Regions from separate parts of the Homo sapiens genome. Here region 1 is linked to region 2. A link is a contact called in ENCODE Hi-C or POLR2A ChIA-PET data. All regions are on one chromosome and are shown on one strand. The core of a region is the stretch at or near the end of the contact, and the rest is flanking DNA. Distances in the headings are between cores, read along the strand shown.

Region 1 (2,700 bases), core at 133-2,632, 71 kb after region 2:
GCCTTTCCTTTTTGAAACGGATGGTCAACTTTTCCACGGGGTGCCTTAAGTGCACCATAACGCCTTTGATATTCAGGATCGCCTTTAATGGTACATCATAAAACATGTGGTTTTATTGGAAAGAGCACCCTTATCCTCCTCCCCCTCACCTATCACTTATGATTAATTTCTTAAGGTATCGGACTATTTGAAGTGTGTGTATCTCACATTGCATGGGGACGTTTTACTCTACCTAAAACCTCCGGTGGCATTCCCATAGCATGGGCAGAAAATCACAGCCACAACTTCACCCTTCCGGTGATAAGCCCATCTGTTTCCCACGCAGAATTATTTGTATTTAATGAAAAAATATTTAAAATGGTGAATATTAATTATTATTTTACATTAGTACTCAAAAAGTGTATATAGTTTTATCCCCTCAACAACTCCATGAGATGAGTTCTATTATTATCCCCATGTTTAGATGAGAAAACTGAGACACAGAGAGGTTAAGTGGCTCTCCCAAAGTCACACAGCTAATAGAAGGCAGAGTCAGAGGCCCATTTCTATTAATTACTTCCCTGCAAATCAAGTTAAATGGGGGGAAAAGACCTTGTGAATTTTTCAGAAGAATCAGCAATGTATACAAGACAGCCAAAGGCTCCGAGGAAAATTTGGAGTTGCTGGTTGCTTTGAAAGGCCTCCTTGGCTGATCTGCAGCTGTTTGTCATCATTTATCCAGTTTGCCAGGATTCCTTCTGAGAAGGCATAATTCATGGCAGTATAGTCCCTTTCTTTAGTCTATGTAGAAATCTCATGTGAATCCTCACCTCCTGCCAGGTTTGGAGGAAATTGAAAGTTACTCTTTCTCATCAAAAGGATGGACACATATTTGTTAGGAACCAGGATGAAATAAACCATCTGTGCCCAGCTCTGTTGGCAATAAAACCTTGTTTCTGGTTTCACTGCAAGACGTTATTTAACGCTAGTGGCACCAGAGGTTCCAACAAGAACACATGAGAGGCCTTATCCAGTTACGAAAGAGCAAGTGACAGACACGTTCCCGGCCACATTTTTATCTGCTTATCATCCTTTTGGCTACCATGAGGCTGAGTTTTAGTGTCTCCTGTTCATCTCTTTTGCTATTTTCCAACAGAACATGCGTTTCCTTCAGTTATTCAGCTAGCACAGTCTGTGCTGCCAGAATTTGGAAGTGGTGCTTTTTTCCTGCTATAAAAAATTACACATTTATTTGAAAGAAGAAACCTAGGCATAGCTGTTACCTGACTCCTGCAGAAGAAGGCGGAAGGATGGCCTCCTTTAGTGGATCTTCCTGGGCCAGGGTCTGGGCCCTACTCACTTCTAGCTGTCGCATCTGCTCTGCATGTGGAACTCAAGAACTGCGGAGCTTTCTGATGCCTGGCAGGGTTTTGTCCCGGTCAGTGGTTGAGTGAGCCACACCTCCCTCCCCTGACCAGGCAAACTTAGACAAGAAAAGTTCTATTATGCCCTCAGGATATTGAGTAATAAGGAGGAGAAAGGGGAACTTAAAAGTGTCTGTTCAGCCTGGATACTTCTGCTAACATTCCCACCAAGCATGTGATATTTAAAAGGGTAAAACCAAAACAAGATTCTCCTGCCTGCCACCATGTTTATTCAAGAGGAAGAAGCTGTAAGTTCTTTGGACCCATAATCTTTCCACACACCCAGGAGTGTCACCTGCAATGGGGGCCAAAGGGGGATGCTTACAATTAGAAAGGTCCACTGGAGCATGTGGAATATTTGGAAGCTAATTGCACCTGAGGTCAGGAGGTAAAGTGGTGTGCTTGACCATATCAACTGAAGAGTGGTCACTCATGTGTGGAAAGCCCACTAGACTCACTCTGTCGGCTCTCTGTTAGACTATTCTTGAGGCTGGAAGAAATGGAGTATTTAGATGATAATCCATGTGAAAAGACCACCAGTGGGGCTGAGTGTAGTGGGTCATGCCTGTAATCCCGGTACTTTGGAAGGCTGAGGCAGGAGGATTGCTTGAGACCAGGAGTTCAAGACCAGTCTTGACAACATGGTGAGACCCTGTCTCTACAAAAATAAAAAAAAAATTAGCCAAGTGTGATGGTGCATGCCTGTAGCCCCAGACATTTGGGAAGCTGAGGTGGGAGGATTTCTTGAGCACAGGAGTTCAAGGCTTCAGTGAGCTATGATTGCACCACCATTGCACTCCAGCCTGGGTAACAGAGCAAGATCCTGTCTGAAGGAAAAAAAAAAAAGAAGAAAGAAAGAAAGAAAAATAAAGAGAAGGAAAGAAAGAAAGAAACTCAAAAAAGAAAAGAGAAAAAAAGAAAAGAAAAGACAAGAAAAGAAAAGAAACCCCCCAAAACAGAGGCTACCATTGGGACTAAATGAGATTTTAACAAATTGTGATTGTGAAATTAACCTCCCCCACCTTCCTTCTACTCATTCATTCATAAACATCAAACACTTACTGTGTGGGTCAAGCACTGGCCAAGACTAGAAAGATGGAGAAGACAAGGATTTTCCACTCAGTGGCTTATAATCTTACAGACGTTATGCCAGAGATGGTCACTTTCCTCCCCGTATGATTTTCCCTTCTTATAGAGTAGTAGGGTCAGCAAACTATGGCCCGCATGCCAAATCTGGCCTGTGGAATGTTTTGTACAGACCTCAGGCTAAGAATTTACATTTTTTAAGAATTGTAAG
Region 2 (2,700 bases), core at 1-2,500:
TTGGCCTCAACTACTTTATTTTCAAAGTTATTTAGGATTGCTGATTCTCACCTGTCTCGAATCTTTTATGCTATTAAGACATCCAGACTTGAATGATATGATTGCAAGTTACTTCTGGGAACAGCTTTAGGAGTAGGCAGAACAGACTGCAGATGATAAAGTCCACCTTGTCTTTTTTTTTTTTTTTTTTCTTTTTTTGAGACGGAGTCTTGCTCTGTCGCCCAGGCTCACTGCAAGCTCCGCCTCCCAGGTTCACGCCATTCTCCTGCCTCAGCCTCCCGAGTAGCTGGGACTGCAGGCGCCCGCCACCACGCCCGGCTAATTTTTTGTATTTTTAGTAGAGACGGGGTTTCACCGTGTTAGTCAGGATGGTCTCAATCTCCTGACCTTGTGATCTGCTCTCCTCGGCCTCCCAAGGTGCTGGGATTACAGGCGTGAGCCACCGCGCCCGGCAAGTCCACCCTGTCTTCTAAAATTCCTTCCTTGATCCCAATTAGAGATTCCACTCTACACCCTAGGGAGAATTGTAAACCTTAGGGAAGCCATTGCTCCCCGCTGCTCTAATGCCCGGCTCCTGCAATTCTTCCCTTTCTCCACCCTTATCATTATATGTATATTATATGTATTTTTTATATATATATATATATATATATATATATATATATATATATATATATATATATTTGTAGACGCAGGGTTTCATCATATTGCTCAAGCTGGTCTTGAATTCCTGGATTCATGTGATTGGCTCACCTCGGCCTCCCAAAGTGCTGGGATTATAGGCATGAGCCACCATGCCCAGCTGGCCTTTTACTTTATTGGCTATTCATGCATTTAGCTTTTAATTATCAGCAGGTTTTTTTTTTTTTTTTTTTTTTTTTTTTTTTTTTTTTAAAGAAGGAGGAAGAAATCTACATGACACATTAAACTTTGTTCTATACCTGCCTTACTGGGAGTAAAATCTTGCGGCCTTTTCTCTGGAACATGTCTTCCTATATTTAACCCACGAGGAATTTGAAAACTGACTTGTTTAAGCCAACACTTTCCAACTAGTGTGAGAGAAGACTATCTGGCAGCTGGCTACTGATACGGCAAGTCTCAAGTTTCAGAACATTTTAAGCATCTCTAATTAATGAAAAGGTTATAATGGTAAATTCTTACTTTTCCTCCAATTTTACAGACAAAAAATAAAACACACACATAAACAGAAACCAAAAAACCCTTTAAACTAACTATGAATGACTTCAGGGTAAGAACTGTTGAACCTTCCCTTTTCTAACCTTAGTCACTTCCCATTATTTACTATTTTTTATTACATCACTTTTCCTGTCTCATTACTATTAATAACCATGTAATTTGTTTGATATGCCAAAACACAACCATTGATTCTGTTTCAATATGAAAAATTATGATGTTAAAATTATAATTTAAAAAGGTACCAAGAAATGTATTACACTAAAAGGTGTTGATTTGAACATTAAAAATGATAAACATGCTCTTTTGACCCATTTCATTTTCTCTTCAAATGCCTGAGTAAAAATAGCAGAAAATGTAACAAACTGATTTCTGACCACTAGGTGGGGAAACAATACAATTTAAAATACAATATAACTTTGGCCTCAACTACTTTATTTTCAGTTATTTAGGATTTCTGATTCTCACCTGTCTGGAATCTTTTACACTCTTAAAACATCCTGACCTGAATGATATGATTGCAAGTTACTTCTGGGAACAGCTTTAGGAGTAGGCAGAACAGGCTGCAGATGATAAAGTCCACCCTGTCTTCTAAAATTCCTTCCTTGATCCCAATTAGAGATTCCACTCCACATGCTAGGGAGAACTGTAAACCTTAGGGAAGCCATTGCTCCCTGCTGCTCTAATGCTTGGCTCCTGCAATTCTCCCCTCTCTCCACCCTTACCATTTTTCCCTCTTGACTGGATCTTTCCATCAGCCTACAAAAGTGCTGTTATTTCCATCTTTAAAAAGGCTCTTGATCTCATTTCTCCCATCAGTTACTGTCCCATTTCTTTGGTTGCCCTTTCTTTGTAAAGGAGTTGTTTATATTTGCTCTGTCCAATTCCTCTCCTTTCATACTCTTTTAAAGCCATTTCAATCAGCCTTGTATCGCCACCACTCCTGACAACTTCCCCTGCACTGACCTCCACAGTCCTCACTTTTTGGCCTCCACCAGCACCTGACACAGTTTCTCACTGACTCCTCCTTGGATGCTTCCTTTCCTGGGCTTCCAAGACCCCGGCGTTATTGATTGTTCCTGTTATTCTCCTTTGCCCCTTCTCCTCCTCCCAGGCCTCAGAGAGTTACAGTGCCCCAGAGCTCAGTTCCTTTCTTCTCTGTTTACACTCCCTTCCTTGGTCATCTTAACCAGCCTTATGACTTTCAGTGTGAAATGTGTTCCTATTTCTCTCCTATTTTAAACCCAGAACTTCTTACCCAATTGGATGCTTAAAAGGTACCTCAAACTTAACATAGCCATGACCTCCAGATCTTCCTCACCTTTGTTAAACAAAACTTGTTCACCTTTGTTAAACAAAATCTAGGAGGCCATTTTTTTTCGACTAAATTCCCGCACTGGGCCCCAGAAGACCAGATTAAAAATCAAAATGGAGTCACCCACGCTCACCAAACTGAAACTGAGTTGTTATCTGGCCTTTTGGGAAATCAGGAGAGAGAGAGAATGG

Evidence for each region. A loop is a pair of places that touch in the nucleus more often than their neighbours do. ChIA-PET counts read pairs that join two places held with the same protein, here RNA polymerase II (POLR2A). Pooled maps may share reads with other maps.
Region 1: a map of B cell shows a loop between it and region 2 (19-fold over the local background). The contact joins the promoter of FYB1 here to the enhancer-like site in region 2. A Hi-C loop is called at or near these places in 17 of 168 maps with a recorded cell type or tissue (B cell, CD14-positive monocyte, CD4-positive, alpha-beta T cell and 11 more), 19 of 37 single-sample maps with no recorded cell type and 21 of 50 pooled maps. POLR2A ChIA-PET finds 5 or more read pairs at or near these places in 17 of 52 experiments (A549, CD4-positive, alpha-beta T cell, CD4-positive, alpha-beta memory T cell and 11 more).

Annotation. Positions count from the first base shown.
Region 1 is chr5:39,218,181-39,220,880 of GRCh38, forward strand. It overlaps FYB1 (FYN binding protein 1), which reads right to left and starts at 1,383. Exons shown (of 19, transcript NM_001465.6): 1 at 1,263-1,383. RefSeq lists an enhancer at 2,459-2,700.
Region 2 is chr5:39,147,526-39,150,225 of GRCh38, forward strand. The region is part of intron 3 of FYB1 (FYN binding protein 1); the gene reads right to left. Among named protein-coding and RNA genes, the nearest start is that of FYB1, 71 kb to the right of the region's middle. Within about 2 kb of position 1,251, at least 2 of the 41 ENCODE cell types and tissues checked have a DNase peak (open chromatin) inside an H3K27ac peak, as active enhancers do; they include CD14-positive monocyte, where a contact is called at or near this core.